Regions from separate parts of the Mus musculus genome. Here all the other regions are linked to region 3. Evidence: chromatin loops called from intact Hi-C (ENCODE). Cell type or tissue: left cerebral cortex. All regions are shown on one strand. Each heading gives the region's core, and the rest is flanking DNA. Links, peaks and the distances in the headings are about the cores only. Region 1 overlaps Eml6 (echinoderm microtubule associated protein like 6). Region 2 overlaps Eml6 (echinoderm microtubule associated protein like 6). Region 3 overlaps Rtn4 (reticulon 4). Region 4 overlaps Eml6 (echinoderm microtubule associated protein like 6). Region 5 overlaps Eml6 (echinoderm microtubule associated protein like 6).

Evidence for each region. A loop is a pair of places that touch in the nucleus more often than their neighbours do. Peaks named below come from ENCODE experiments on the same cell type or tissue, not always from the same donor. Only the 100,000 strongest peaks of a DNase experiment are listed, where the experiment ranks them.
Region 1: it touches region 3 in a loop (2.4-fold over the local background); 6 of 42 quality-filtered maps call a loop at or near these places.
Region 2: it touches region 3 in a loop (2.2-fold over the local background); 6 of 42 quality-filtered maps call a loop at or near these places.
Region 4: a loop joins it to region 3, with 2.8 times the contacts of the local background. A loop is called at or near these places in 27 of 42 quality-filtered maps.
Region 5: a loop joins it to region 3, with 9 times the contacts of the local background. A loop is called at or near these places in 5 of 42 quality-filtered maps.

What each region holds. Positions count from the first base shown.
Region 1 is chr11:29,770,550-29,777,157 of GRCm38, reverse strand. It overlaps Eml6 (echinoderm microtubule associated protein like 6), which reads left to right. Exons shown (of 42, transcript NM_146016.2): 28 at 29-155. Among named protein-coding and RNA genes, the nearest start is that of Gm39671, 35 kb to the left of the region's middle. In left cerebral cortex, for the core only: no CTCF peak of the experiment used is centred there; a DNase peak (open chromatin) is centred at 2,690; H3K27ac peaks cover 503 bases.
Region 2 is chr11:29,784,569-29,791,176 of GRCm38, reverse strand. It overlaps Eml6 (echinoderm microtubule associated protein like 6), which reads left to right. Exons shown (of 42, transcript NM_146016.2): 25 at 5,422-5,510. Among named protein-coding and RNA genes, the nearest start is that of Gm39671, 21 kb to the left of the region's middle. In left cerebral cortex, for the core only: no CTCF peak of the experiment used is centred there; DNase peaks (open chromatin) are centred at 2,169 and 3,558; H3K27ac peaks cover 3,216 bases.
Region 3 is chr11:29,722,302-29,728,909 of GRCm38, reverse strand. All of the region lies in intron 3 of Rtn4 (reticulon 4), which reads right to left. Among named protein-coding and RNA genes, the nearest start is that of Rtn4, 33 kb to the right of the region's middle. In left cerebral cortex, for the core only: CTCF peaks have their summits at 3,118 and 4,579 (motif pointing left); a DNase peak (open chromatin) is centred at 3,548; H3K27ac peaks cover 1,129 bases.
Region 4 is chr11:29,877,407-29,884,014 of GRCm38, reverse strand. Eml6 (echinoderm microtubule associated protein like 6) reads left to right here. Exons shown (of 42, transcript NM_146016.2): 6 at 1,872-2,057; 7 at 3,233-3,368. Among named protein-coding and RNA genes, the nearest start is that of Gm22588, 31 kb to the right of the region's middle. In left cerebral cortex, for the core only: a CTCF peak has its summit at 3,050; DNase peaks (open chromatin) are centred at 3,515 and 4,132; H3K27ac peaks cover 872 bases.
Region 5 is chr11:29,791,633-29,798,240 of GRCm38, reverse strand. Eml6 (echinoderm microtubule associated protein like 6) reads left to right here. Exons shown (of 42, transcript NM_146016.2): 22 at 2,879-3,020; 23 at 5,829-5,981; 24 at 6,137-6,268. Among named protein-coding and RNA genes, the nearest start is that of Gm39671, 14 kb to the left of the region's middle. In left cerebral cortex, for the core only: no CTCF peak of the experiment used is centred there; DNase peaks (open chromatin) are centred at 1,971, 2,926 and 3,445; H3K27ac peaks cover 2,988 bases.

The DNA.
Region 1 (6,608 bases), core at 540-5,539, 48 kb before region 3:
TACCCCCAATCTCTTTCTGTTGTTTGAGGCTATGACAGTGATGTCGCTAGAGAGAAAGCCATTGACTATACCACCAAGATCTATGCTGTGAGCATCAGGGAAATGGAAGGCACCAAACCACACCAGCAGCTAAAAGAGGTGTCCATGGAAGAAAGGTATGGTATTTGCAAGGTCTGTTTGCATTTGTTGTACCTGACAGCAAACCGATTTGAACTAGAGTTCATTTTATTCCCCCCTTTAATTTATGCCAAAGTGGGACCTTTATTATCTGCCTAGAGTCTTAAAACAGACTTAAGTTGAAGGAAATTGGCCAATACAGATTAGTTATTGTGTATAATTTGATAGATAGGAAATTTGGTTGGACTAGGCTTCCCTCACTAGGGGAGGAAGCAAGGGAGCCTCAAAGGATGTTCCAAATGCACAATTAACAAGATAGCGTATTGACCAGCAGGGCAGGAGCAGGGCAGACTTTGAAGTGGGTGGGATTTGTGAGACTCGCCTTCCGTTCTGACCTGTTTTCTTTGACACTATGTCACTGGATGTGCTTTCTCTTACTGTGTCCTCACTGCACGGGGGGGGGGGGGGGGGGGCTGTAATTGCTAGGCCTGACCTGCTTGATTTTGTCACCCTGAACACTGTTGAATAGACAGTGGGCTTCTAATGCTATTTTGTATCTGTTTGATTCACAGTTTCAAGTATTGATGAGAGAAATTACCAAATATTGTATAATTTTAAGATACAAAGTTAATAATTATATAATTGACTATGTTCCTAGTTGTGAAGAGTAAATATTGAATAAAAACTAAAATCTGAAGAGAATCTCAGAGATCTCACCCAACTCTGGAGAGTCGTCTGTGGGTTCTTTTCCTTGCAGTAGGCTGAATGGTCATAATGACCTCTGCACCGCACTGTATGCTGAGAAACTCAAGAGTTTGCTGTTGACAAAGCCATCTGCCTAATAAAGCTATGTGGTAAACAAGATGCTCCCCACTTACTCTTAAGATGTGGCTTTAGATCTAACCTCTTGCCTCAGTTTACTGACAGCCTTAAGGTTAGATGCTCAATGGTAGGTGTGTTGTTGGCACGATGCATGAGGCAGAAAAGCCCTAATTCTCCTCTTCCATCTATATTACATGTTACAGTGCTAACAGAACATCTTCTTTTGCTGAAAAGATAAATTTTTGGCAATGATTTTTAAAATATAGTTTCCTTTTCTGAAAGTGACTACAAGGAGAAAATAATGTTTAAAGGACTTAATCCTAACAACTGAACAAATAAGCACACACACATAAATGCAGGAATAGGGAAATAGTCCTGCCACTTAACTGATCTATCTGAGAAAGATATTTGGTCTGGGTTAAATCTTTTTAAAAATAAAGTATTCAGCCTCTCCAATTTCGCATCCCATTGTCAGTAGAATCGGCTTACCCATCATTCCAAGAGTATTCAAGCAGGTTCTATAAAACTCAGCGATGTATCACACCACTCACTAAGAGCCAGCCATGGAACCACCATGCTAATTCCCTGGTCCCACATCTGCTTCAGGTGTAACCCATGGCCACACAACCACTCATCATCTCATGACCTCTTTGCACAGCTGTATAAAAAATCATGAGGCCTAATTTAGTATGAGATGGGAGATGAGGAGGCCAACAGCTTTCCATTTTAAGATTAAGGTTTTGAACACACCTTTTTTATTTTATTGTTCCATATTGAGGAGTTTCTATATGTTAGGGTACATTAAATTGAATCTTTATTTTTTAAAACCAAGAAAAAAAAAACTTCATAGAATTATGAGCAAGTACTTATCTACTGGTACTTTAAAAAATAATTCATCCTTAAATACAGTGAAGAAAACATGTGAAAAACAAAACCATTTTAAGTATAGGGTCCAGAGAAAAGAATCAAGCCTTTTCTGTAGACAGCAATTTCCTTGATAACTTAAAAACAAAACAAACAAACAAAACAAAACAAAAAAACACTTGACAGCCTCAGTTTTAAAAGGGGTTTTAACCAGAGACAGTAGCCGCTGCATGCCATGCTGGGAGCTGAGCAGGCCCAGCAACCAGCTAACCTATAGGGATTAGAATCAGAATCTGAACCAAGCAGTGTCCCCCCATCCTGGTCAGTAATTTTAGGGGGCTTGACCTCAGAGATAAGACTAGGCAGCTTGTGACCACAGAAGACAGGAAGTAACGGGCAGGTGGTGCCTTCAGGAAATTAGTGAGAAGCCACAATGAGAGAGAATGTGGAGGAGCAGGGGCTGAGGCCCTGGAGCCAGGAGTGACAATACATCATGTGTTGCAACTTGGTTTTCAGATGAAAGAGAAAAGCAGGCTTCATGAGTTCTAGCCTCCTGGGAAAGGGGGGGAAAGAAGGAGGTGGCTCCTCCAATATCAGTAGCATGGCATTAAGTAGTGGCAGTTTCTCTCTGGGAGTTTTAAGGCCAGAACCTTCCTTTGGCTCCTTCAAGCCCTGCTGATCTCTCCTTGTCCCTGTGGTGTGTACCTAGAGAAGGACATACACCAGTGAAAGTGAGAGAGACCCGCACCAGAACACAGAGAGAGGTGTGTTCTTGGAGCAGCTGCTCCATGCAAGGACCTTTACTTGCATGGAGCAGCTGCTCCAGGCATCTGAGTCTAACTGAATCCCTTCCCACCCTGCCCTCTGAGAAGAGTGCAGCAGCTGTCATACTGAGGATTAACATGCCGGCTGGCAGCTGCACAGTTTGCATCAGTCATTTGGAAGCAACTGACTTTTTAAGTTTCTAAGACAGCCATGGATTGTTTCTAATTACATTTAGATATTTGACCTTAAATAGCTGTGAGACTACATGATGCCTTCTTGTGCATCTTCTAACATATTGTGACTTTTATGCTTCAAAAGTCATATGACTTTCAGTTCCAATATTTTGGGAAGTGAGAAAATTGAGGAAAAAATAATGATTGCTCTGAAGAGAATACTGGGCCACACTTAGCAAATGTGAAATATGCCAATCACATTTCAGTTTTGTCCCAGCTTACCATATGGCTCTTTCACTTGGATTCCTTCAGGCAGCCCCAACCTTGTATGAAGCCTCTGCCCAGTTACCTTCTCCTCCCACATTCCTCCCATTTGCTGAAGCCAGTCAGCAGCAGAAAGGCTAGAAGAACCTATGGATGCTGTCCATAACGGGCTACTGGGAGGAGAAGAGCACGAGCTGTGGGAAGGGTACACAATACTAAAAACATTCTCCCTTAACTGCTCTTGTTAACTGAAAATTGACAGCTTTTACATGGGTTCTGGAATTTAACTTGGGTCCTTATGCTTACTATGTCCTTAAGCCAGCCATTTTTTTTTTACTTGTTCATTTTACATCCCACTCACTGGCCCCCTCCCAGTCACCGCCTCCCACAATTCTTCCCCCATTCCCCATTCCCTTGTCCTCTGAGTGCATAGTGATCCTCCCCCACCACTTCCCAAATTCAAATGCCCCACCTGGCACTTAAAGTCTCTGCTAGGCTAGGTGCTTCCTCTCCCACTGAGGCCAAACAAGGCTAGAAGAACATATCCCACAGACAGGCAACAGCTTTTGGAATAGCCTACATTTCCATTGTCTTGGACCCACGTGAAAACCATCTGCACACCTGCTACATATGTGCACGGAAGCCTAGGTCAAACCTGTGTATGTTCTTTGGTTGGTGGTTCAGACTCTAAGAGTCCCAGGGCCAGGTTAGTAGACTCTGTTGGTCTTCCTGTGGAGTTCCTATTCCCTTTGGGGCCCTCAATCCTTCCTCCTATTCTTCCACAAGAATTCCCAAGCTCCATCCACTGTTTGGCTGTGGGTGTCTGTGCCTGTCTGAGTAAGCTACTGGGTGGAACTTCTTGAAGGACAACATACTCCTGTCTGCAAACATAACAGAATACCATTAATAGTGTTAGGGGTTGGTGCTTGTCCATGGGACGAGTCTCAAGTTGGGCCTGTTATTGGTTGGCCTCCCCTTGGTCTCTTTTCCCTCCCACCAGCCATTTATTTTTAAGTGCCTACTGTTTAGCACAGGTATTAAAACTAGAGAGATGGCTCAGTGACTAAGAGATGGATGCTCTTGTAGAGGACCCAGATTTGATTCCCAGGACCCAGATTTGATTCCCAGCACCCACATGGCAGCTCACATCTATCTGTAACTCCACTTCTAGGGGATGTGACATCCTCTTCTAGCCTCTGTGAGCACCAGGAACACATACAATGAACGTACATACAGGCAAAATGCCATATACATTTAAAAATAGTAACAGAAATGTTTAAAAATCTAAATTGTGTGGAAGATGATGATAATAGAGATTTTTATTTACTGTATTCAGTTGGACCCATCATTCAGACAGAAGCCTACTTTGAAGGTAAAAACAGAGCATGAGCACAGCCTTGGCTGTTTTATGAAAATTGGCACTCTTTTTTCTCTCTGCACGTGTATGGGAAGCCTACACTCTTTTCAAGACTCTTAATTAATAAGCACTGAGTCTGATAGCTGTTGATGATCTAACCAAGGATAAATAAAGGATCGAGGACTCTCACTCTCTGCTTCTGCACACTGTTTCTATATTCTAGTGCTATTAAGGTCCTTATCACCTGTGACTAAGGCAGGCTCAGCCCAACCTTCTTTGTGTTCTTCTCCCAGAAGCTGTATAACCTGTGGCCACAAATCAAAATCTTGCTTGACCTAAGGCACAGTTTCCTTTGCTCACAAAGGTCTTGGGCTGCTGCCAGCCTTTCTTGCTTTGTTCTAGCCTGAAAAAGGCATTTCTTCTTGTAAAAAAAATGGATGAAGTAGCAAAGTTTGCAATGCTTAAACCTTATACAATTATGGCATTTATTTTAATTGCTAAGATCTCCAATACATTTAATGTTTTTGCATTTCTTCATTTATTTGTGTGGAGGGCGGGTATACTTGTGCCACTGAGCAGGTTAGAGGATAACCTGTAATAACCAATTCTTGCCTCCTGTCATGTGGGTCTTGAAAGTTGAACTCAGATCTTTGGGCTTGGCAGTTTACCTGCTGAGTCTCTCACTGGCTCTGATCAGATAGAGTTGGTCTGGATACTCAACTGGTGTGTGTGTGTATGTGTATGTGAGAGGCGGGGTGAGGAGAGGAGAGAGAGAGAGAGTGAAGGGGTGTATCAATAACCACTTTATTTTCTAAGAAGTTTTTTTTAAAAAATTTAATTGTATATCATATTATAATACAATACTACATTATAATAGAAAAGCATTTTTATATTACTTTTCTCATTGTTGTGGCAAACCTGACAAGAATAGCTTCATTAGTATCCTCTAGAGGAACAGAACTGGAAGAATGAATATACATTTAAAGAGGAACTTATTGGATTGGCTTACACAATGTAGTCAGAGTAGTCCAACAATGAATGTCGCACACTGAAAAGACAGAGCCCAGCAGTGACTTGGTCTTTGAGGCTGGGTACTTAGGAGTTCCTATCTGTTGCTGAAGGCCTTGGACATTACTGAAGAATGACTGGACTTCACTCCCCATCAGAGGCTCAGAGAAGCAGGTTCTACTATCAGCAAAGGCGTCAGCAGTGGCCACAGCAGACTAGATGAACTCTCCAGTTAGAGCAAAGGCCAATAGAGTAAGGAAAACAAAATGTCCCTTCTTCAAGGTGCTTTTATCTACAGCACAGAAAGTCTTCCCAGACCAGTTAAAGCAATGAAGGCAAGTCTTGAAGTGGAAAGGCCCTTGCCTTCAGGCTACATCTCAGTGGGGCTGTCCTTTGTCCCCTTTGTTAAGGAATGTGTGACAATGGGTGTTTAATAGGGATTTTTGGGGACTAGGTAGCTCCTCTTCTCTGTCGGGTTTCTCACCCAGTCCCTTGCAATCCCTATAATGAGTTGATCTTAGCTGTCAGTTTCTTATCTTTCCATAATCCCAGCAGACCCTGTAGACAATTCAGGTTCTCCACAGTGTCCCTCTTTGGGACTTGCCATTTCTCCCTTACCCTTCTCCCTGTCCCTAGCAACAAGAGGGGGCTAACAACTTTCATATAAGAGACAGTCTCCTTGCTTACATAGGGTTTAGGTACCCACCCTAGACCTGGGGGTGTTCCAAATGAGCTGTTTCCCATTCCTCCTTTGTATGAGCTGAGGAAAAGCTGTCACTTTGCAAGCTGCCATCTACCACAAAGATAGCTCACCCTCCTTGAGTCTCATCAGCCAGCAGGAGCAAATAACTTGCTAGCGAATCAGCAGTGACAGGCTGATGACACATGAGAGGTGAAAGTGCTTACTAAGAGGAAAAAGGCAGAGGTTTGTAGTTCATTGGCTGCATGGTGTTGACAGCCATAGTGGGAGAGACATTAGAGAGGGACCCCCCTTTACAAGTCAGTTTCCATGAGGACTGACAGGGTATTGGTGTCGCTGTGCAGTGTCTGTTGAGGTCTTACTGCATGGAATGCTGGGGTGGGGCTCATATCTGGGTGGTAAGGTGGATATGCCATTCATTTCTGAGGAATAAATTTTACACTGTGAATTGTTTCTTCTTGAGATTGTCGGTATAAAACAGCCTGAGTCTCTAGAAGCCAAACTCCTAATGGGCTGAGTCTGCTTATTAAAGTATGAG
Region 2 (6,608 bases), core at 534-5,533, 62 kb before region 3:
ATAGCTCCAAGGGAAATCCAAGATGTCTATGTAGATATGGCTCACCACATAGCAAAGTTAAGAAGGGGATCACCCAGCAAATGGAATGTGGTGCCAAACTGGGAGGAGGACCAGTGGATAGTTAAGAAGTGGTGAGGAACCCTTGGCTGAGCGGGTAGGAGGAAGGGATGTGGAAATCCAGACAAGGACAGAGTCAAAAGGGACTCTTACATCACACTCATCCATGCTGAGTTTGTTCTGGAGGCACTGGGTATCTGCAGGTTATTTTCATTGGGGCATTCCCAAAATCAACTGATGAAAGTCAGAGAGAGGCGACAAGAGTCTGACCCAGGAAGAGGTTCCTGCAGAGACACTGCTATTTTTATTTAATTAGTTATATTTAATAAATATGTAGTTATTTAATAAATCATACTTCATTTTAAGTATTTTTTGAGATAGTCTCAGACTGGGCCAGGCAGATGTTTAGCTGTGCTGCACTAGAATTTGAACTTTGTTTGAGCTTTATAACCTGTGGGAGTTTTTGCAGTACAGTCAGTAGAAAGAAAAACATGTAACTTACTGTAAAAGGTGCCAGTCCCAACAAGAGCAAGGGAAATCACATAAGTCCCCCAGGCTTCAGGTCAGACAGAGTCAAGGGCATGAGATGGGATCCGTGGTCAGCAACTTGAGTCACCTTACCTTCGTGAGGCCAAGAATCGAGTGGGAAGAGCTGCCTCTCACCACCCTCTTCTTTTGTATTCTCTGCTCTATTGTCTTAAAGACTCAAGAAGGCAGTGATGTTCCTATTCCTTCTCTCTCTGTGTAAGATGGAGTAAGATGACTGTTCTGAGTTCACCGCACACACCACCATATACTGTGTGTTATGTGGAATATTGATTCCCTTTCCTAGTCATTGCTAGGGGAATGAAACCCTTCAGCCATTTTATGTTGGAAGTGAAAGAGCAACAGAAAAGTGGGATGTATGAAATTTTTATTTGGAAGATTTTAAAGTAATTTCAAATGCAAAATATATAAACATGTTATCATTATTAAATATACCAGCTCATGCACAGAGAATATTCTCATTGTTGTATGGCTATTATCATTACTCACCTCCAAAACTCACTTCCTCTTGTGAGACTAGAATTCTCAACCCAGCACACAGTAGCTCTCCTGTCAGTCCCTAGAAATAGCTACTTTCTCTATGTACCTCATCTTAGTGAAAACACACAACACTGTCTTCTCATTACTACCTCACTTCCCTCCACATGGTGTCCTCAGGAATCATCCATGCAATGTCCTATGTCAGAATTCCCTTAAGGCAGATGATAGCAGGCTATATGTCTGTCTCACATTTTGCTTGCATGTTTATCTATTGATACACACCTAGGTTGCCTCCACACTTTAGCCATTATGACAATGCTATGAATCTTGGTGCACAAGTATCTTTCCAAGACCCTGTTTTCATTTCAGCCTTGGGTATATGCCCAGGAATGGAGAAGGTGGATCTCATGGTCGGTAGGACTGTTGGCAGTGTTGTTGCTATGGGAGAGGGGGAGCACTGAGAGAGGGTCTTATAAAATACCTCAAAATGGAGACATCACTTGAAAAGGGAGGAAGAGAGGTGCAATACCTTGCCCTTTCTTCTACCCAAGGCTAGCCTCCAGGACTGGGGAGGCACTCGGAGCACAAGGAGGGAGAGGCCAGGGTTTCTGAAGAAGCACTGACCTCCCTCTCTGGTCCTTCCGTCAGTGAAGGTGTCAGACCAGTGGTCCATATAGCTTGAGAGCAGAGTAGAATACATGTGATCTCTAAAAACTACTCTGTCTTGAGAATAGGAGCAGACCCCGTGGTCCCTATGGTTTCAGAGCAAGTAGAATATGTGTTATCTCTAAAGTCTGTGCCATCTGGAGAATAGGAGCAGGTGCACCCATACCACTTGCCTACTTTAACTACAGTCCCGTCAGCTGTGAACTCTATGTCATGCCAGGTCCCAAGGTGCTACATCTCAGGAAAATGCCATGCTCCCCAAGACCAGCCTAGCTTTTGGTAGCAGAGACCCAGAGAACATGGACAGGGTAAAGAGCAAGATTTAGATGCAGGAGTTTGTTTATTCATCTCATCTCATCAGAATAGTGAAAGCATTTGCCAGAGCCAGCTGGCTTGGCAGGAGTAGGGATGGTGTAGGTGCAGGCGCAGCCTCAGCTTCAGCAGTCCTCGTGTCCATGGCAACCACAGCTCATTTGCTTTTGCAGGAACATCAGTGCCCCAAATGAAAGCTCATGCATGGAACACTGGAGAAAAGAATACATGGGACGAGATAAAACACAGGGTTTATTCTAGATAGCAAAAGTTCATTTCTGAAAACTGTAGGACTATATGATCTTAGGCAATCAACAGTTGGAGCCCTTACAAGACACTTCATTTCTCTTTTCACAGCAAATGGCCTGGCATTGTTTTGGTTCATATAGTACATTGGTTTGATTCATGTAGTACAAGTCTGGAATTATTCTGAGTTGTACAACCATAGTATGATGTGGCAACCAGGCTAATGCATGTGGCTTTTGCTCTGGGTGACTGGCTCTCTCTCCTTAGCAGTGAGGACATTGTTTGGTTGTTTGATTGTTTGGTTGTTGGTCAGTTTGGTTTGTTTGCTTGCTTGCTTGTTTTGTTTGTCTGCCCTGTTTTCTATGTAAGCAGACTTTTCTAGTGATAAAAATATGGATTCTGAAATAATTCACCTTCTATTATTTGGGGCAGTAATATATGGATGAAAAGTGCAGACTTTTTCATCTTTGCATCTGCTCCTTGTCCTCAGATTTCAGTGGGTGTGGGTGTGGGTATGGATGTGTTTGGGTGTTTGTATGTGTATGTATGTTTCTGTGTATGTGTATGTTTATATATGTATGTTATGTTTGTATTTGTGTGTATGTTTCTGTGTATGTGTGAATATTTGTGTATGTTTGTGTATATTTGTGTGTATGTGTGTATGTGTGTATGTTTGTGTATATGTGTTTGTGTGTATGTTTATGTGTAGGTGTATTTGTGTGTGGGTATGTTTGTGTGCGTGTGTTTGTATGTGTGTGTGTATGTGTATGTTTCTGTGCATGTGTGGATGTTTGTGTGTATGTATGTTTGTGTGTAGGTGTATTTGTGTGTATGTATACATGCACTCGTGGGCAGAAATAGGAAGAGAAAGCAAAGAAAAAAACTGCACAGCAGGCAGAGGGAATGAAAGAGTGGTGACCTAAATGTTTCTTCTTGTAATAATTTTAAAAAGGGAGAAAACACATACCCATAATTATGGTTTTCTTTTTTAAAAAATTGTTTTTAAGTCATATTATACCTTGCAAGGGAGGAGGGGGAGGGGGGAAGAGGAGGGGGGAGGGAGAGGGGGGAGGAGAAGAGAAGAATTCATTTGCATGCTGTCCAGTCTCAGTTGCCCCCAAATGTTACTCTCAGTTCTAAAATCCACATCTCATCTCAGCTGGGCACCCACAGATTCAGCAGCCCTGATGGCAACTTCCTGAGAGAAACAGATTTTTGATTGCCTAGCCTAGTGTGGGCGTGGCTCCTCCTGGGCCAGCATCAGCTCCGAGGTAAACTGGCCTTCAGCAGAGGTGCTTCTTGTGGAGGGGTGGCCAGCTGATCGCCTACAGATGTCTGGCACTGCTCGGGCTTGCCTCTCTCGAATCTCTAACTCCCTTGCAGTCAGTTCCTCACCTAGCTAGCTCAGTATTAGGAGGTTAGTTATAAATTATGGTCCTTTTAAAGCTATAGATAGTAAAATGAGCTGTTGAGATGCCGTGAGAACTGAGTTTTCTGTCTGTACCTTCTATCTCAAAAGTCATTCAGAAAAATGGCTTGTCTGAATTTTGTTTCCCACATATTTTATAGCCATTTTTGAAAGTCCTAATAATATAATTTCTTTGCAGATTTGTTTAGTTCATTAGAAAAGTAATGGTTGCTCGATTCCTTCTAATGCTAAGCAGGGAAAGCGCCTTTAACTGCCCTCATTTCTTGCTTTGTTTTTCTCCATTCTCCTGTTTATCACATATTATGCAAATCTTGTCTATTTCACATGTTCCTCTTTCAGATCCTTCAAGCCTCAGAGGCTGAGTGCGGCCCCACCCCCAGTCATGTGATAATTTACCAAATGCGAAACTATTAGGATCAGCAGTGAAGGGACTGGAGAACTTCATTTCTTAGTTTATCACTTGAAAACACTCACTTAGACCTTCCTCAGGTCAGACCATGTAACAAGTGTAACAGATAACATGTAAACCGCATGCATGCAAACCACAGAGGAATCTTTAGGTATTGATTTTTCCAAGAGCACCTCAAAGTTCCTAGATACACAGTTGTAGGGGAAAGGGGAAATAGCATTTTATGTAAATTATTTGCGGAGCAAATACATGATGTCTGGGCTGAGGCAGTCAATAGAGGGTCTCGAGTCAAGGGACTTCCTAGTTGTGGAAGCTGGACCATGGACACATTGTGGTTCTCTAAACTATTCTCATGTCCAAGCCTGATTGAAATTTTTCCATAATTAAACCATTACAGAAAAATAGTAGACACCATTCTCTAACATAGGACATTTTCCAGTCATGAAGGATGCTGCCCTCAGAGGAGAATTTGGAAGCTGAATCTTTTTCAACATCAGTGATGAGGTCATACTTGTATATCAGAACGGCTGAAAGGCCAGTCACTCAGTTGTTTGAGGATAGCCTTTTTCTCCTTTTGAAGTTTGCAGATAAGACAAAGTTGGAAGGGTCAGTATTTGTAGTTTGCTTTGTGTGTCCCTAACTTGAAAGGCAGATTTAGAACTTAGAACTAAGCAAATGCAGTGCCCACATGGATCTCACTTCTGATGCCAGACTCATGACAGGCTATTTGCCTTTACCTCTTAGTAGACAGCAGTGGGGTAAATGAATGGAAATTTTATTTTGTAAAATTAGACCTTGAGGCTGGAGAGATGGCTCAGCAGTTAAGAGAACTGGCTGCTCCTCCAGAGGACCAGGGTTCAATGTGGCAGCTCACAAATGTCTATAACTCTAGTTCCAGAGGTTCTGACACACTTGAACACGCATATATTCATGCAAAACATCAATGCACGTAAAAATAAAAAAATCTTTTTAAAAATGGAGTTCATGTTAGTGCTGCTGAGAAAACAGCAAACTAGATTCTTGTTCCTTGACAGACACTCAAGGTCAAATTTTATGAGGTCCATATTTTTTAAATTAAGAGTTTTGGGGATTATTCCATGTTGTGTGTTGATAGTTATGTGCTTTTTGGAACAATGTAACATACTTTTGACTCAATTGATTAGACTAACTAGAATGAATAAAATTGTGGCAGTCATACTTTGTATTTTATAACAAAATGATAAATGCACAGTTTAATTTGTTCTTTTATTCCTACCATTTATTTTTACCGTAACAGGGAAATTACTGCAAGTTAATTCAGGTGCCAAAGAACAGCTTTTCTTTGAAGCTCCAAGAGGCAGAAAACACACAATAAGGCCATCAGAGGTAACTGCCTTACATAAAGATTTTAAAAGATATTTGTGGGGTGGAGAGTTTGCTCAGTGGTTAAGAGTACTGGCTGCTCTTCTAGAAGATCTGGGCTCAATTCTTAGCATCCACATGGCAGCTCACACATGGCAGTAACTCCAGTAACAGGGCTTCTGACACCCTCACACAGACAAACATGTAGACAAAGCACCAGTGAACATAGAATGAAAATAAATGACATATATTTATGGTAGGTTGAAAATATGGATTTTAATCAAACCTGTCAACTTATGAACGCAGGCCACATCTACTTTTACACCTTTAATTTCTTACATATGAACTAATGATCTGCTTTCCTAGCTGCTGAGGAAATGGGCTGCCTGTGTCATGGTGATGGTATTCTGCTGTTTGGTTTTCCTGAGGACACTGTATGCTAACTAACGGGGCAGCACATTTTCCCTTTCCCCTCATCATGCCATTTTGTGCAATGCTTTTTACAACTGTAAATTTTTTAGGTATTTTCCCAGTGTTCATTTGTAATAATAAGCAATACTTTCCATAATGATAATGAAAGATGCCTTCTGAAACAGAAGTCCAACTAGACCAATGTCAAACTATTTTCTTTTTCCCACGTCTTTCTTATGCCCTTTGCCCCATAAGTAATTTTTCAATAACTGAGATCAGGCCTATGAAATATGTAGAGTCTGAACCTGCTGCTAAGGCTGGTAGTCTTAGTTCAGTCCTCAGAAACATCACTATGCAAGGGGACAAGTGATTCCCACAGCTATTGTCTGACCTCCCTACATACACTGTAGCATGTGACTACCCCCACTCACAGGCATATATATACACACACCAAATGTAAGAAAATATTTTTTTATCTACTAGCTCAATAATTCCTACCCGAAAGCAATTTTCCCTCCAGGAAAATTTGTCATTGTCCATGGAGGAGGACAATATTGGCATCCAAGGGGTGAAGGTCAGGCGTGCTGTTAAACATGGCTACCTGCAGTGTGCTGAAAATAACTGACCTAGTTCATAGACTATATAGTGATTAAAAATCTATTTAAAATCTCGCAAACCTTTATTGTTCTCAGAGTTCCATAATTCCAAAGT
Region 3 (6,608 bases), core at 535-5,534:
GTCTGTAAAGAAAGATAAAGATGCCTATAATGACACTTGAAAACAGAGTATTAAAAGAATCAAGAGAACAAAGCCAGCCTGGGCTACAACAGTGAATTTGAAACCATTTTGGGCTACATATAAAACAAACAAAACAAACAAAAATATGTCTAACCATTAAGTCTGAAAAAAATCTACTAAATATTTTTACTTCTTTAATATTGGGATTATAGATAAGTCTTACCTGTTTCTTTATACATTTCTGTGCTACTTGAAACAGTCTCATGCTAGTGGCAACCACAATTTATAATCACAAAATACTGCCTTAATCCCCATTCAATGAGTGGTAGAGTAGGATTTCCTACTATAAGAACACCACGGACTGGGGAAGCAACTCAGTTGGTACAGGGACCTACCAACCCCCAAACACATAAAGGCCAGCACAATGGCCAACACTTGTAATCCTCATGTCAGGAAAGCAGAGAGAGGCAGATTCTAGGGCTCATTGGCCAAAAGGCCAACTCATATGCCAGCTCCAGGCCAATAAGAGATCCTGTCTCTGTACCACCACTCAAGGCTGCCTTAGAGCCTCCATATCCACATACCAGTATGTGCAGAGACATACACACTCATACACACAAAGAACAATGCTGCCTGATAATTTAATAAATGATCAGATGCAGTCAGATCTTGTCAATAATTGTAAGAACTCTGGAAGTCATACATGAAAGTTCACAGATACCACATGAAAACACATGACTACCTCAAAGCACACACTATGGATTAGTCAAGCTGAAGTAAGTCCTAGGAATGCAGAAGTTGAGATACTCTTGAGACCATTAGGGAAGTACAGGCAGGAGGTGAGACAGCTACACAGTGGTAAGTAAGTACACACAGGACAGAATCCATCGTCCAAAGCACTGTGACAAGCACTAATACATTTTCAATCCCATTTTGTAAAGAGTTTGTCAGTGAAGCTGCAAAGAAGAAAAACACAAATTTCTAGCAAAAACAGTTGTCTGTTTTCATACTTGTCAAAAGTATTTTAGTTTCATATGGACTCTTTATGTTGGTTTTACTTTTTTTTTAAATTAGGAAGATTAAATTCGCCCAAGAGCAGTGATTCTCCATGGGGGGAAAAAAGGATACAAAAATCCAAAGAAATATCTACATGCCTCTGATAACTCATCAGAGCCTTATATCATTAGTTAATTTAGAAGATTGTTCAATTCAGATACCCAAATCAGACAAAGACATCAGGATAAGTACAGATAAACATCCCGTATAAATACAGAACAGTGATTTCACCATAACACCATTAACAAGTCAAAATCCTGCAATGCAAACAGATTACAGCATAGCTTAGGAGGATCTGTTCTGAGAATGCAAAGGTAGTGCAACATATGAATAACAACCCACACATGCACCATAAAAACAAAATAGGAATAAGACACACTCGCCACAATAGTTGCATAAAAAACTGATTAGGTCCAACATCATCTCATGGTAAACAGTCAACAAAACAGCAAGAAAAAAAAAAAGAATTAGCCTCAAACTGATCAAAAATAAAATCTACAAAATCACAGTGAACATGCTGCAAGACTAGCATCTTCCCACTTAAACCTAGTAATAAGACAAGGGTAACCTCTCTTTGACACTTCACACCCATATATGTCCTAGAAGTTTTTGACCAGAATTTGGGCAATGAATTGATTGGACAAAAATAAATTAAGGTATTTGTTGCTAATATGATCTTATATTTAGAATTTCCTAAAGAAGCCACAAAACAGCAACTAGAATTCCTAAACAAGTCTAGTGACATTGTGGGTACAACATCATACAAAGCCAACTGCATCTGACTTAACACAGACTTTCAAAACAACAGTTAACATTCACAAACAAAAAAATTTAATTCCTAGGAACATACATAGCTGAAAACAAATGAAATAAACCGAAAACTTACAGTTAAAAGAAATTAATGGCTGAATCAAGCAGAAAGATATCACACAGTCTTGGATGACATATAACAGTCCTCTAATTAGTCCCAAGTACAAACCCCATCAAAACAAAAGCCCAGCTTGTGTCTCCAACTGAACTGACAAGACAGCTGAAAAAAAATATATCTGGAATAACCAAAGAAATCCTGGAAAACAATAATAAAGTTAAAGGGCTCACATTTCTCCTCTGCAAAATTTCCTGCAAAGCTTTCAGTAACAAGAGAATGGCAAGCTAGAAGTCAGTTGGAGCTACATAGCAAGCTTCTGTCTCAAAAAAAGAAAACAAAACATAAACCCGACCCTACAGTCATATACATGGTTACAAAGGAACATAAGTGAAATACAATCAACTTTTATATTTATAGTCAGGTGAATTTGACAAGGAAGCTAAGAACAACTGGATGTCCAACTGCAGGGGAATGCCACTGGACTCCTTAGATTCCTGTACTTTATATGACATGAAAGGTTAACTTATGGGGTAGAGAGATGGCTCAGCCATTAATGGTTCCCAAATCTCTTTAACTTCAGCTCCAGAGGATCTGACCACTCTAGCCACAGTAGCTATCTGCATTCATGACAAACACACTATTAAAGATGACAAAATATTGTTTTAACTCAAAATAGAATAAAAATCTAAAGATTGGAGTTTAAACTATAAAATGCTTTTAGACAGTTGGCAAAATGGCTGAGTGCACCTGCCACCAAGCTTGCTAAGACATTTTAGCTCCTAGCCCCACATGGTAGAAGGCAAGAATTAGTCCCTATAAGCTGTCTTTTGACCTCTATACACATTCCTACACATGTTTACATGAAGGGTAGCTGTTAAAAATAACAATTTAGTTAAAAGAATAAAGAAAGTGTAGATCTTCAAGGCTGTGTTTCTTAACATATGGTATTAGCATAAACACAAGAAAAGTAAATATACTGAGCCTCTTAAAATAAAATATTTTGTTTCAAAGGACATAATGAAGAAGGTGAAGACAATCTACAAAATGGGAGGAAATACAAAGTAAATATCTGATAAGGGGTGCTAGAGAGAAGGCTCTTTTAGAAACACACAGGTTTGATTTCTATCACCCCACTGTGATTCACAACAATGTGTAAATGAAGTTCAGGGGACTAGCTCCTCTACTGGCCACTATGGGCACCAGGCAGACGTGTGATACACACATACCCAGGCAGGCAGCACACTCACATGCAGGAAATTCTTATGAAAATATTGGATAAAGCATGTTTTTATAAGGAAGTTTCTAACTCATATAAAATGTTCATAGAACACCCCTTTTAAAGATCCAAGAAGAACTGAACAGTGATTTTTCCCTTACAACTATGGGAAACACATAGGGGTTTATGCCAATCTAGTTAAATAATTTAGAAAAATAGATTCATTTCCCTGCAGTTTATCTTTGTTTTCAAAATTAAAAAATATAGAAAACTTTTGATTATTTTGTATAGTGCACCTTACCTAACTAAAATTTAAATTTAAAGGAACCCAGTTTTTCTTTCACTGACTTGGTACAAAGAAAGAAGAGCTGCCTACATTTGGTAATCACAGGCTGTCATCTGCTATAGCTAAAAATAGTGCTAGATCAAATGTGTTACATGCACAAGTCATCCTGTTACATTTTCCTTAAATGAATTTCCTTAAATTTACATTCAACTTAGCCTGAAGTTAGCTTGAAGTCAGGTTTCAATTTTAAAGCCCTATTTTAAAAACAACTTTTTTAAAAAATAAGAATAGTAAGCTCCTACCACCACATTTGACTCATTAATAATTCAAACCACTGATTATTTAGTTCATATAGCTTTCAATACAAAACGGGCTGGCAAACTGATGCACATGACAACAAGTTGAATAACCAGAGTCTGATACCTGGGACCCACAGGACTCATAGATGTCATCCTCCGATCTTCACACACACACTGCAACATGGAGAGCCCACACACTTACACACATAAAAAAATTTTCATGTTGGGGGCATCAATATACAAAAACAGAATAGAAAATATCCCTAACTTCACATTTCCAATTTCTCTAAACCATGGTATAATTTTCCATTCATAGTAAAGTCCATACATGTAATACCATTCTAAATTAAAGCTAAGTATTTTCTCTCTATGTATCTATCTACTTACTTACTCCTAAACACTCCTTGCACAAAATTTGACAATTTTTAGTTATAAAAATTAGTTATAAAAGACTGCATACAATTAAACTAAATTAAACTCAACACCCTTAAGCCCAAATTCTAGCAACAGATGAGATTAAGTTAAAAAAAAAAAAAAGAAAAGAAAAGAAAAAAAGAAAAAGTAAAGAGAATTCTATTGACTGTTGAAATGTTCTTCCTACAGCAAGTACGGAATCCAGTCCTTAAGAGAAATTATATCACAGGCTCAGCAGAAGTTTCAGTAATACTACTAACCACATCTACCTTTTTCCACAGTTGATACTAAGACTACTGCTCTTTTTTTCTTAAGAGTGAGAACCAGGGGCTGGAGAGATGACTCAGCAGTTAAGGGCACTGACTGTTCTTCCAGAGGTCCCAGCAACCACATGGTGGCTCGCAACCATCTGTAATGGGATCTGATGCCCTCTTCTGGGGTGTTTGAAGACTGCTATAGTGTACTCATATACATAAAATAAAAAAAGTAAGTGGTAAATGGTACCACATACAAAAAGCTGCCATAGTAAGCTATGCATGAATAAATTATCACAACATGGGCCAATTTTCAGCCTTTTCCTCATCACTCCTTGGTTGTTCTCATACAAACTATAAAATCAAGGTCTCATACTCCAGCTTTGAAGGTCTATGCAAATAACCTAGCATATTTAGTTTTCTTGGTTTCCTTATGTATAAAACTAAATGGTTACAATAAATGTAAATGACAAGACTCATTATCTGCAGGTGAAATCTAAAATTCTTTTTAAGAAGTATTTACTTTTACATGTGTATTTTTGCCTGCATTTAGTTTGTGTACCATGTGTAACCCTGGCACCTATGGAGGGCAGAAGAGGATGTAGGAGACCCTGGAACTTGGAACTGGAGTTACAAATGGTTGTGAGTTGCCATGTGGGAATCAAACCTGGGTCCTGTACAAGAGAAGCCAGTGCTTATAACTGCTAAGCTATCTTTCAGAACTCCTACGAGTCTTAATTGTTTCATTGCTCCTTTAAGAAAAAAGGAGAATCCTAAATCCCCAATGGGGGTGGGGGGGATGTATCATTTTTAAAAAGAAATATATGTACAAAGTTCAAGGCAAGGAGTAAACCATTAAATATGTCTGTCATTTTATAGAAAAATTATGCATGCCAACTAGGAGGCCCAGGAGGAAAGGACCATTTTTACCTTTAAAGAATGTTACAGACATAAAGCCCATATGTAATGGAATAGAAGTCACAACTCAAAAGAAGAGTTTAAAGAAGGCCAGTATCATGTCTATCTGGGAAGAATGTGTCTTAAATACTGCATGGTCAAAATAAAAATTGGAAGAAAAGGTGTAAGAGGTAAAATCAGAGAAATAAAATAGCAGGCATGTTGATGGAGCAGGCCCTTCAGGGTCGTGTGGGGATGGGAGTAAGCTAGGACTGAGTCATGGGATGCCTTTATAATTAGCCAAGGATCATCAGTATAAGTTGAACTTGAAACACAAAGAAAAACTCTTGCAATGGCACAATTACAACTGTTCTTGAAGAAGATAATTTCAATTCAGCCATCACATGAAGTATAGATCAGTTAGCAGTCCTGATTAAAAAAAATACGAATATTCAGATAGGGGTAAATAAGGAAAGCATCAGAATAAATTTCCACCACTGGTCTCAATCCATATCCCTTGAAGATTTTTTTTTATTATATTTCTCTATAACCACTGAAAACATATATACATTCACTTCTGAAAAAAAAATGCAAACCTGTTTCTGTAATTTACTTAAAACTGATAAAAATTCCTAAAGTTAAAACCATCAGAATTAATTTTAGCCATGGCTCCCAGACAAACAATAACTCGTTGCTCAAAGCAATTTTTCTGAAAAGCAATGCTGCAAGCATGTATTAACCCCAATTTTCATTAACTGAACAATAACCATGAATAAGAACAGAATTTAATTTAATTTTACTCACTTTAACCAGCAACATATTAAAGTGATGTAAGTGACTTTAAAGGTGGAAATATCTACTAAATTGTTCAAGATTACAGAATACAATGTATAATATAATCTTCTAGTTCCTTACTTCATTATTAAAAACCCAAAGCCATTCTCTATTTTCTACAACACACAGTCCTGCTACTTAACAACAATCAAAAAAAAAAATCTAGAAAAACACAATGAAGGTCCAAGTTACACTGAGTTTTAGGTAAGTTTAGATAGAATTAAAAGCAGGTTTCTTCCTAAGATTGGCAGTTGACTTCCAGGCAAAGTAGGAAGCCCTAAAGAGTCCACAAGGGAAGAATGCACCAGATATGATGACAAAGCCACTTTGTCATTAAGCATAATCAAACTGAATTTTAATGTTACTGAAAGTTCTCACAAAGGCCAGCTGAGCTTCCCAATCTACAAAGGCACTAGCAAACATGGGCAATGCTGCACTTTCTCCTAAAATCTGAGCGTCTGCAATCACTTTATCTTCATTCTAA
Region 4 (6,608 bases), core at 1,120-6,119, 150 kb before region 3:
TTAGCAGTAGCAGTAGAGATTGGTGAGCCTGCATCAACAGTTCATCACCAACTCTGAAGAGATGTACTGGATCAAACTCTTTCCTCACCATTGCCCCCTAAATTTTTAAAATATATATTTGTTTAGAAAATATCATTAAACATTAAATTGTTGTCTCTGAGTAAAATTAGTGGATGATATCAAACTCTTCTCTTTTATACTTTGTAAGTTCTTCCAGGATAACAAGCATTGCTTACTTTTTTCCTTTCCTTGCATATGTTCATGTTCTAGTGAGTGAGTAGATACTCTCCTCAAGACTTACTTTCTCACTCTTGCCCCCAAACTATGGAGGCTCTTACTTCCAGAATTCACCACTGTTTCAAATAGTTGAATGAATGCATGCTCTCATCTCTGAAGTGGGTCTGCAGAGCAGTGCTTCTGCCCAAAGCTTTTCCATCACCATACTCTGAGAGGACCACCATCTTTCCTCTCCTGCAGGCACAAAATATTAGGATTGCCTCTGATTTTTCCTTCCATACATCCTTGCCCCTTAGAGTCATCTAATCTTGCTCTCCTGGGTGAGATGTAATTTCTTGCCCACTATGCCATTCCTGTTCATTTCAAGTACTGTAACTTGGCTTCCTATAGCTGCTCACTGGCCCCGCCTCTTGAGTATAATCTGAGTATGTTGTCACAAAAGCCTTGATTGTTGTTTCCGCACACCCTCATTTTTAGTTGCGGTTCTCAAAGCAGTGACCCAGGTTTCTCTGGTTTCTTATAGAATCCGTGTCTTTAGAAAAGTACTTCTGCTTACTCATCTACATTTGCATATGAAAGAGTAGCAGAATCTGACTGAACCTGTGCTCCAGGGTGTTGTGAGATTAAACACAGATGTAGAAGGCATTTGGAGACTGTGGGGCCTAGGTAGTGGCACCAGAGTTACACCAGCTCATACATTAGGAACTACATCAAGGAAAAATACTGGATTTCTGTATAACTATGGTGGTGTCCCTGCTGCCATCTACAAATCGTCCAAGCTTTAAGCTTGCCATCTTCCAAAAGATCTGTGCAAACAAAATGGAGAAGCCTGGGTGATTGTGTGCCTTTGTGACGTATCACTTGTATTTAGAAATATATGTCAGCAATTCTATAGTAAAAAAAGAAAAAAAAAGCAAACTATAATATTTTGGTTAAAAAGGAATTATTTTTATTGCCACTATGCTCTAACCAACTCCACCAACCAGCCTAGAAAGCATTTTGTAAAATATATGTACATACTTTAAAATGGCTAGGTGATATGTGTTATGCTAATATGAAGTTATTCCTAGCCATTTTTTCTTTATGTAGTACATTAATGTATACACACACACACACACACACACACACACACTACTCCATATCATATCACATCACATTTTCTATGTATGGTCTTATTAAGTAGTTCTGGATAGCCTGGAAGTTGCTATGTAGACCAGGCTAGCCTCCCGTGTGCAATGTTCCTCCTTCCGCTGCCTCCCAAGTGCTAAGATTACAGGCATGTGCTGTAGATGTGGCTTTCTCTTTATACTTATCTACATTTCTGAACTTTTCTGCAATCTATATTCATTTGATAAAAGACCAGTTCTATTCTGTGAACACTGGGGTCATTTAAATGCCATTAAACATTAACATTTTGAAATTTTGGAGCTTTTAAAGTTAAAAAATATCGTTGTGAGTTTTTCTTATGCTTCTAGAGTATGCAGGGGTTTTTGTGTTTCTCTAATGACACAGAGAAACAATTTATTTATGTTCAGTTCAGATAAAGTATATTCTGTAAAATTACTGAAAATACTAATAATGGAATGAATATAGAGTACTCTATTTCAGCATATATTTATTTTATTATTTCCTAGTTTTGGACACTATGTGGAAATGCCCTGACTGCAAAAAGAGGCATATTTGGCAAAACAGGAGATCTTCAGACTATCCTTTGCCTTGCATGTGCCAAAGAAGACATCACTTACTCTGGTGCTTTAAACGGTGACATCTATGTCTGGAAAGGGCTCACCTTAGTCCGCACTATTCAAGGAGCACATAGTGTGAGTATTGCTATATGGGGCTCTGAGATGATGTAATGAGGGATGATGTAATATGGATTGATGTAATGTGGATGATGTACTGAATGGGTTAAGGCCACACATCTCTCTGTTTCTGCCCTTTGCTTTACAGTTAGACTTCAAACAGTTGTATACACATACACATAAGCATACACATACACATATACATACACATACATACACATACATGAAATGATTCATGAAGATTTCTCACCTGGGGGGGGAATCCATACTAAATCCACCCTTCACCTTAACTTTAAACTAGCTGATTAGTGTTAATACCTTCAAATTCATTCACTGTTACCACTTTTAGTGCTGCAGATTGAACCCAGAGCCTCACACACTAGGCAAGACCTCTGTCATTAAGCTGCATCCCCAGACCTCATTACTCTTCCCATGAAGAAAACCTTAGACAACTCAGTGAAATAGTTTAGACACTTTAGAGTCTTCCCAGTCATCTACGGTGAAAGCCATTTGTCTTGGTTTCATTGCCAAATGACTCTTAAAATAATTAAGAGGTCAGAATTTGTCTTCATTCGTTAAATGATCTGCTGCCTCAGCAATAAGTTTCTCTCTGTCAGCATAATGTGACATAACAGCTTTTAAAAAATCAAGTAAAATAAGGGTCAAGGTATTTTAAATATGAAAAGGGAGTCATGCAATAGTACACAATGCTGACATGATGCTATTTGTAGTTTTTGGTTTGTCAAAAGTGACACCATCCTGAAAAGCTGAGATCTGCCTCAGATACCCCTATACTTGTAAATGGTATGGCACCATGCCCCTAGTCTGTGTCTCTACTTCGTTAATTTATGACTTAAGTGTGCCACCTTTGTAATGTCTTTGTTTCAGAAGACTCAGTTGTCATATAGAAATGTGATTCTGTATCTGCTTTTACTAAGGCACTCATAACTAACATTTTGGGTGGTAGCGGTAACAATGTTATCAAATTAGATGTGTTGGAATTGCTTTGCTTCCTGGTGGTGGCTGTAATTACTGCAATCCAGCTGAGATGAAGTATGTTGATCTGCTGTCAGATTTCAACAGAAAACAGCATTTGCTTTAATTAGTTTTGCTCTGTTATTTTTAATCATGGAGATTCAGCAACAATGACATTTGTGACTGTGGGATTGAATTCTACCTCTTATAATTGACAGGCTGGGATCTTCAGCCTGTATGCTTGTGAAGAAGGCTTTGCTACTGGTGGGCGAGATGGTTGCATACGATTATGGGACACTGATTTCAAACCAATAACCAAAATTGATCTCAGGGAGACGGAACAAGGATATAAAGGTAAAATGTGTGTTAGTACTTACCATGTGCTCTAAGAAGGTTATGTACAATGTCAAGTTGTGTGTTTCTGTTTAAGAGAAAGAAGTAAATATAAGGGCTAGAGAGACAGCTCAGCTATTAGGAGCATTCACAGAAGATCTGGATACAGTTCACACCACCCACAGGGCGCCTCATGAGTGCCTGTAATTCCAGTTCCAGGGACCTTGTGTCTCCTTCTTGCTTCTGTGTATATTAGGTATACACATAGTACACACACATGCATGAGACATATCACTTATAAAGTGAAAGTTTTTTAAAGAATTAATTATGTAAATTTTATATTCTACCTGACAGTATTTGCTTTGTTCTATGAAGACTTTAAGGGTTTACATAAAAATATTGAATACAAGCTCCAAAGTATGTTGAAAATGAGTAGATAGCTTTTCCCCTGCTTGGCATAAAGCTACAGTGATCCTGTAGCAAAGACAGATGATAACATTACAGTGAAAAAGCTGAACGGTTTCCCAGAATATGGGATTATTTTCAGTGATGAAATGAAGAATTTCTGGACAAGACAGTCAATAAATGTGACAGTGTGTAGCCTCTGAAAATAAACCTGTGTCCACTTGTAGCACTGAAGTGGCTAGGGTAGACATCAGAGAGCAGAGAGAAGAAAACATGTACCGTATGTCCTCAGGCTATCTTCCCTAAGCAGTGTTGTTTCCAATCAAATTTTATTTTTAAATTTAGCAACAGAGCAATGAGCTGGATGTTGTGATTCATCTTATACCACAAGCTACCTTCTTCCTTCTGCCATTCACATAGTGACTCATGTCACACCACAGGCTACATCCTTCCTTCTGCCATTCACTATAAAAAATGCCTCACAGCTCTTCTGGAGACTGCACTGATTCTATCTTAGGGAGTTGTGGATACCTAACACCGGGCTTCTTAGAAAGTTGTAGAATTTGGTTCCTACTTTACTCTGTCAATTAGGACAAAGTCAAGGTCCTTAAATTCTCTATAATATCATGTGGTTTTAAGCAGCTTTATTCAGAAGAATATATAAATATGTAGAAGCAAGTTAGTTTTCTAAGAGTCACATTTTAAAAAAAGCAAAATCTTTCAACCAAATAACTCCAGACACCCACCCTCTTGAGTGTTTGCAGAGTGAGGGTAAGCAAGGCTAGAAGGAGGGTGTGGAGGAGCAGAACAGACAGGAGGAGACAGAGGGGACAGCAGATCCTTACACACTGTCCCACACGCAGAGAGATCTTAACCTTCTGCTCTGCCTACTCCCTGCTTCAAACATGGAAGTAAAGCACATTTGAGAGGAACAGATTCAGGCAAAACAGTATCAGGATTGCCTTGGTCTCAATGTGAATGTAAAACTATAGGAGTGACTTTATCTTCAGATGGACTTTTGATATGCATGAATTCCCTCCCCCCCTTTTTGCTGTTGGGTGACAATGACTGTTGACCTCATTTGCATGGAAACTATGTTTTGTGGTTCTTTTCTGGGGTTTTGATTTTATTTTCCATTTTATTAAAAAGACTTTCTAAACATTCAGCAAGAACATTTTAAAGGTCATGTTCTAATTCTATAACACCATACTTGCTACTTTTGAAAGACCCCCGAAGAGGGGAGAACCTCACTCAAGTCTCAGGATGACGCGACCCCCCCAAGAAGGATGGTCTCACAAGAGACCGTCCTTGCTGCAATTGCACAAGGTTTATTGACAGGAACCAGCCCACTGGGGTCAACTCGTATCCCACGCAGGGGTAGAGGAGTTCGACCCTGAGTAGCTGGGAAAGGGGATATTTAAAGGAAAGAAACACAACCCAAGGGGGAAGGGAGGGTATTATTGGAAAATGCGGAAAATACGAGTGAAGAATCACAAGCGGGTACTAAAAATCACAAGGGGAAACTCCCTGCTTCTCAAGATTGTTCTCAAGACTTTAATCTAACTTTTGTGGTCGGCCAGGTCCTGGAACAAGGTCACTGAACTGGATAACCTACATTCTTGGTGCTAGGGGGTCTGAATTTTTCCTGGTCTTTCACTTTGTGTCTAAAGTTTGAAGATATTAATCAGGAGCAGTGAGATAGCTCAACCTTAAAAAGTACTTGATGCCAATCCTGATGACCTGAGTTCAATCCCTGAAACTCACATGATAGGAAGAAAAAACTGATTACTGTAAGTTGACATCTGACCCTCATATGCATTCTACATATGCATTTATGCATGTGCATGTATGTATATGCACACACACACACAAATAACTAACTAAATGTCTGTATCCACCAGCAGCCATGAAGAACTGGGTTCCTGAAAGGAAAGCTGGGGATATATGGGAAGGACAGACAGGAGAGGAATGCGACCAAGACAGTGTTTCTGATCAAGGCCTAATGTTTTAATTCTTCAGTCTGAGTATAAAGGGGGGAACCCATTCCCCACTTGGCTAGAATCTCATCACTTTGCCAGGATCTCTCTGGAAGACAAGCTCAGCTTCTCAGCAGGTAGTGACTTCTTGCAGGAAGCTGCAGAATTGGCAGGACAATAGACTTCACCTAGGTCTGAAGACTCCACCCTAGGTGGGCTAGCTGACTGTGGGAAAACAAGGTCTGATTTAGCCCACCCACACAAGGCTGGGGAAGGGCACAGTTTCTTCCTTTTTATTTATTAAAAATTAGCTGAACTGGGGCATAAGATTTACTTATGCTCCATGGTCCTGCCTGGGAATTATGGAGGCTGGCTGCAGTGCCTGGCTTGGGTTGTCTCTAACTCTCTCTTACCCATCCCAGAGGACACATGAAGCTTGCTTGTGTTTATTTACACAAACACAGCCTTTTAGTGTTTATTATGAACAAACACAGCCTCTTGGCACATGCCTCTGTCTTAGATTGATAAGAGTCATAGAACATCAGTGGCCTGTCTCTGACTGCCGGCCCTCATAGCACACCTTTTTCCCATTCAGACCAAAGCCACAATATGCATTCAATGCATTTCTTCATAGCGATGAATAACTGCCATGGTGAATGAATGAGTTTACCAAAGATGATTCTATGTGAAACAACCAAACTGCTTAAAATACAAAGTCAAAAGTTAAGAGCTAACAGGATTAAGGTTGTCTTTGGGGAATGTCCCAAGCACGCAATTCAGTTGTAAATTAGCAATGATCAGACACAAAGCCTGGCCTCCTGGTGTGGGGGAGGTAGCTTTGAGAATCGTCAGAAAAAAACTGTTATTTCCCAGGAAATAA
Region 5 (6,608 bases), core at 743-5,742, 69 kb before region 3:
GACCACAGAGGACAATGTCATCAACATACTGAATAAGCTTAGATCTAGGAAAAGACAAAGAGTCAGAAGCCAGGACCTGACCAAACAGTTATGGGCTATCCCAAAAGTCCTGAAGTAGAATAGTCAAGGTGAGTTAGGTAGAGACATGGGTGTCAGGGTCAGTCCAGGTAAAGGCAAAGATGGTTTGTGACTGGGCTTCTAGGGGGATAGAAAAGAATACATCCTTGAGATCTAGGCCTGAGAAATAAGTCCCTGAGAGGATAGTGGAAAGAAGCATATAAGGGTTAGCCAAAACAGGATGGAGAGGAACCACTGCAAAATTAAGGAGCCTGAGATCTTGAACCAGGAGATAGGACCTGTTGGGTTTCTTAACTTCAAGTATAGTGGGTATTAAAAGGGGAAGAAGTGGGATAGGGAACTTTTTTTCTTAGGAGGTCAAGGAGAGGCTTATATCCCCTGAGGCTCTGGAGAGAGGGGGGATACTGAGCTTGCATGATGTACTAGGTAGAATCCTGTAATTGGATGACAACAGAGGAATGGTGTTTAGCAACAGAGGGGTTCTGGATGTCCCAGACTTGGGGGTCCACCTCGGGGGCTGGCAAAGAAAATGACATGTCAGAGCCAGTAGGTTGGGTAGCTAGAAGAAGGCGGAGAGGGACTGCTGGCAAGCTTGAGTTTAGGTGAATGGTGTGGGGACAAAAGAAATAGAGGCTCCCACTTTGGCTAGAAGATTCCTTCCTAATAAGGGGACAGGACACAATGGCACTGTAGCTGCCTGCAGCTACATGAACCAGGTTCCTGAAGGGGAGGCTGGGGCTGCATGGGAGGAAATGTCGAGAGAAATAACAAGACCGAGACAAGATACTGATCAAGGCTCAAAGTTTACTTAAGAGTCTGAGCTTATGAAGGGGGAAGGCCCATGCCCCACCACACCAGGTTCTTGATGCTTTGTGGCCAGGCTGTCAGCAGTTGGTCACCAGGCTGTTGCTTATTCAGGATCGGCTCAGGAAGACAGGTTCAGCCACTCAGCAGGTAGCAGCATCTTGGAGAAAAGCACAGAGGTGTCAGAACAATAGACCTATGTAGGTCGGAAGACTCCACCCTAGGTGGTCTCCTTCACAGAGGCAGAACAGGGCTGAGCCAACCTGCTCAAGGCTGAGGGAGGCTACATGGCACTACCAGAAAAGAATAGGTGAGAGGAACACCCCTAAAAATGCAACTAAAGGGTTTGGTAAGATTGGTAAGGCTACCCCCCTACCCTGAGAGGTAGATCCCCAAAACAACATCAGGACCAAGTAAGTGACCCCAGTATCCAAAAGGAGGAAGATGGTTGATCTGATAGCATAATGACTACACAGGGCTCCCTGTTAGTGATGGTAGTGATCTGGTCAAGGAAGCTTGGGCCCCTTCAGTTATCCATGACCAGGCCTAGGAGATTGGCTGAAGGGTGATTTGGGAGTGATGTCCCTCCCTGTGGGATGGTTAGAGAGGAAGTTAGAAGAGGACAGGAAGCTGAAGAGGCTAGGAAATAGGGTAAGCTGAAGAAGCCAAGGAAGAGGCTTGTTAGCTGGATCAAGGACGGTGGAAGTTTTGTCTAGTTGAGATTTCATAGCTAGAAGGAGCTGAATTGGGAAACAAGGAAGCACAGAGAGAAAGTTTGGAGTGAAGGTAAGAAGAAGCCTGGACATAGGAAACCTCCTTCCATCTTCCAGATCACTAGCAATAGTTGTAAAGACCCCTTATAATGATATGATCAAAAGTGACATTAGGCGGCCATTTAAAGTCATTATATAATGGGTATTGTGAACAAGTTTGATCGCAAAGGAGTATGAGTCTAGAAGCCTTTAAATCAGGCACCAGGATTAGAGGTTTAAGGTCCTCTAGGAGGCATCCCAGTAGGGAGCCTGGAGGTATGGACATAGACATGATTCATACACAGGCACACCAGCGTATGAACAAATGCTGAGTCTGTGCTGCAACATGATTTTCCAAGTCCGAATTTAGGTTTATTTCTTCTCAGCCAGACTAAATGCATCTTGTAGCTCAGTGGTAAAATGCTTGAGTAGCATGCATGAGGCTCTAAGTTCAGTCCTCAGTATTGGGACAGGAGAAACCCAACCCACTGCATTTGAAGGACTACAAGTGTATAAACGAGAGTATTGCTGTCTAGTTCCATGACAAGGGTGGATGGCACCTACACTTTATAGTGTGTACTCATAAAAGGCAGTACTAGGTGTCAATGGGATTAAGTCGTTTTACCATAATGTGTTTACATAGTGTATTTATATAAAGCAGGATAAGGATCTAGGGAGATTTCTCATTTGGTGAAGTGTTTGTTGTGCAGCCATGAGGACCTGAATTTGGATCCCCAGTACCCACTTAAAAATCTAGGTGTAGTGGCATACATCTCTAACTCCAAAGCTGGGGGCTGGAGATAGGCAGAGACAAGTATTTCCCTGGAGTTCATTGGTCAGCCAGCCTTGCCAAAGGTAAAGAGCAATTAAAGAAGACAGCCAATGTTAACCTCGACCTTCACACATAAAGAATAGAAACACTGTAATCATCCTTATGTGCACACATACACAAAACAAGGGTGAGGGGTGGAAAGTTTACCATGTACCTGGATATTTGTTGCTAGGTGAGAAAACATCTGCTATCCATAAGCAGTGAGCACTATGCTTTACTTTCTGGAAAAAAAATGATTTGTCTCAGAAACACCTAGCTTAAAGGTCATTCATAAGAAATGAAATAGTGTGGCCATTGTGGCTGAAGGGAGCTGTTTATTCATGTGTTCACCTGTCTGAGGCACTTTCAGCTTGAGGTGCTCTCAGCTGGGCAGAAAGCATGGGTTTACTTTGCCTTCTTTCCTCTTCCACAGGGACACATGGAAGGGGAAGTGTGGGGGCTGGCAGCACACCCGCTCCTGCCCATCTGCGCGACAGTAAGTGATGACAAAACACTTCGGATCTGGGAATTATCCTCCCAGCACCGCATGCTGGCTGTACGGAAACTTAAAAAAGGTACATAAGACATCTCCTCACAGGTAAAGGTGTCTGTTTACAGGCAACAGACTATGTTAGGTTCACTCACTCACTTACTCATTCAACCACTGTTTAATGAGAGCACCTGTTACAATCCCAAAAATATGAGCAAGGCAATTCAGGGTTCACTGTGCAGTGAAAATTAAGAGTGCATGGAGACTTTCCAGAACGCTAGTCTGATCTCAGAGTGCCCCAGCCCCATTCACTTTGCTTGAACTACACGTGCTTGCTTGCCCCTGTGTTCTCTTCTCATTGAGAGCTGAAGTGTGTCAGCTTGTAAAAACAAAACAACGGGAGAAAAACACTAATTATATCTATGACTAACAGTCTCCAGCATTTATGGAAAGTAGAAAGTCAGTTTGGTAGAAAAAAATATTTTTTGAAGTCATAAATGTGTGTTGGACATCTGCACACAATACAGGCATCTGCCAAGAGATAACAGTTCACCAAATGCTTCTTGAGTACCTCTGTATGTCAGGCCCTAAGAGCCCACAGAGAACAGTCTCGTCTTTAGAATCAGATACAGACAAGATTTGAAAGGACTCCCAGCAGCAGCTGGCCTGCTTACTCAGGTAATTTGAGAAGGGCCTAAAAATAGGATTCTTTATAAAGGAGTGGGTAGGGTTTAAAGAAATGACAAGGAATATGCACTGTGGTGCCACCAGTAACTGCAGGTGTCCTCGAAAGTTCTGAGCTTTAAAAGACAAAAGGACAGAGTGGTTGGTGGAGTGTCTGAGATGGTGGCATTTCAGGAGGTGCCTGGAGGATCAGACAGTTCAGCCTGCCAGTTCTCTACCTTCCAGTCTTACAAACTCCATCCTGGACCCACCCAGACGCCAAGAGGCAAGGGGGCCTCTGACACAAACCACTTGCCAGCTTCAGGCAGAGAGTAGATGAAGACCCCACATGAGCAAGAGGCCACAGAAGCTCAGCTCAGACTTGCCACCTCGCACTGCTTTCTTAGGGAAGCAACAAGAGAGCTGAGCCTTGAGGTCTAACAAAAATTCTTAAGACAGGAAGGGCTGAGCTTGGGCTCTGTCCTTTCAATATTTGTACTGGGTCATTCTGTATGCAGAGACATAAGGGCATATTCTAAAGGAACAATGCCAAATGAAATCATACTGACTGGTAGTATCAGTGTGAGCCAGAGACCACACTGGTACATCACCTTTATTCTGCAGAGACCTGGTGCATAAGGCTACCATTCATATCACTTACAGATCAGAAAATGGAGACAGGTTACTATAGTACTTTGTCCAGCATCATCTACTTAGTGAGTAGTGAAGCAGTGCACACTGCAGCACGGTGGCCTCATGCCTGCACACTGGTTGTCACTAACTCCCCACATAGCCTCACTTTACCCTGGACTCTTACAACTTGGCAGCGGGTGGGGCAAGGATTTCAACCAAATTCAGAGCCATGCTCTGAATAATTGAATCATTTGCCCACTAACTTGCATTGCAAAATGAAACTAGTGCCTTATGGTAGAAGCTAGTCAGTGGACTTTATTCTTTAGGTTAAATATTGGTTCAAAAGAGCAACTGTTGCTGCATCTTAGATAACAATTCCTCTAGTTTCCCTTGCTATCCTGGTATAAATATCTCTCCTTTTGCTCTAAACTGTGGCCTAAATTGTATGGTAAATTATGGTTCACCTACCCTGATGACTGTCCCCAGGGCTAGCTGGTCTTTTCACTGTCTCACTACAGTGACTTGACAGACTCACAGAAGGTAAGCATTAACTGGACAAATGAGTAGAGAGATTGCTTACATAAGCCAGTTCCAAGTTACTAGCTTTACATAGCTTCACCATCTATCAGCACAGGTGTGGCTCCCTATGGAAGCCAGATTGAGCTGTTCCAGCACAAAGCAGCATGGCTTGGACTGTGTCATCTCAAATCTTCTACCTCTTGACTGCATTATGATCCATGAAGCAGAAAAACTAAAATTAAGAGGGCTTCTAAATTTTAAAAAAAAAAAAAATGTGTTTCCAGTCATGATGTCCAAAAAAAAAAAAAAAATGGTTTCTAGAAGTTTTATTGGAGAACTCATGTTCTTAAATGTGTCCTCTTTTCTCAGAGAGCTATGCTATCTACCTAACCCTCTCCTGCACCGGCTCACCTACCTACCTTAAAAAGCCCAGATACTCCAAGATAAAGAAATAAGTGGAAAAACATTATGGAAAATGAAAATGTATTTTAAGATTTATTTTTTAATTGTGTGTATCTGTGTTGTGGAATGTACATGTGCGTGCAGGTGCCCAAATAAGGGCATGTCAGAGTACTTGAAGCTGTAGTTACAGGGAGTGGAGAGCCGATTACTGACATGGGTGCTGGGAACCATACTGAGGTCCTGTAAGAGCAGCAAGTGCTGTCAACCTCTGAGCTGTTTCTCCAGCCCTAAAATATGATTTTGATACTCTGGAGGGAAGAAGACATTTAAATTATGCTATTTTTCAAAGATTTAAAAATATACATTTATTATGTTGTATGTACACACATACACATGATATCTACAGACAACTTTTGGAAGTTGGTCCTCTCCTTCTACCATGGATTCTCAGGTTCAAACTCAGGTTGTCAGGCTTACATAAGAAGTGCTCTTCCCCACAGGACCATCTCACTATTCCCCAAATGATGACATTTTAACTCCCACCTGGGTGGCGGTGCTAAAGGCCCAGTTACATGTAAGCATGTGAGTGCATACACATGCATATTTCTCCTGTGTCTCCATCTGCTTTACTCAACAGCCAAGTGCTCAATTATGATTCTCTTCGGTCCTTTTGTAGGAGGAAGATGTTGTGCTTTCTCCCCTGATGGGAAAGCCCTAGCAGTTGGATTGAATGATGGAAGTTTCTTGGTGGTGAATGCTGACACAGTGGAAGACATGCTCTCCTTCCATCACAGAAAAGAAATGATCTCTGATATAAAATTTTCAAAAGGTGAAGATGGCAGTAATACTTAAAAAAAAATAGCAATCTTTAAATCATTTTTTATATAAAAATGGACTATTCTAAAAGTTTCTTTGACCTTTCTCCCACCTCAAAATCTTATGTTCCTGGAGGTGAACTTGTGTTCTGTTACTGTGTCTCTACAGATACAGGAAAATACCTTGCTGTGGCATCTCATGATAACTTCGTGGATATCTACAACGTGCTTACAAGCAAGAGGGTTGGCATCTGTAAAGGAGCTTCTAGTTACATCACACACATTGACTGGGACTCTAGAGGTAAAACAGGTTGTGGTTTTTAAGATAAAACTTAAACTCATGCATCATTTCCAGAGAGAATGGAATTGAGTTTTAGTAAAAAACAGGAAGAAGATCCATGGCAGTGTATGAGGATAACCCAACAGCCCAGGCTAACCTGACCTCCCAGGAGCCATTACTGTTAACACTTTGAGAATTTTTCTGTTCCATAAGCATCTCATTATTAATGGAAGTCACTGTGGCTTAAGATCAAGAAAGCCTGTGGTACGTTGAGTTGCCATGCTTTGCGTTGCATATGATCTGTCCTTGCTTTTATCTACTCATCCTTCCTGACCAGGACCCTCTCCGGGAATTCAGCCCC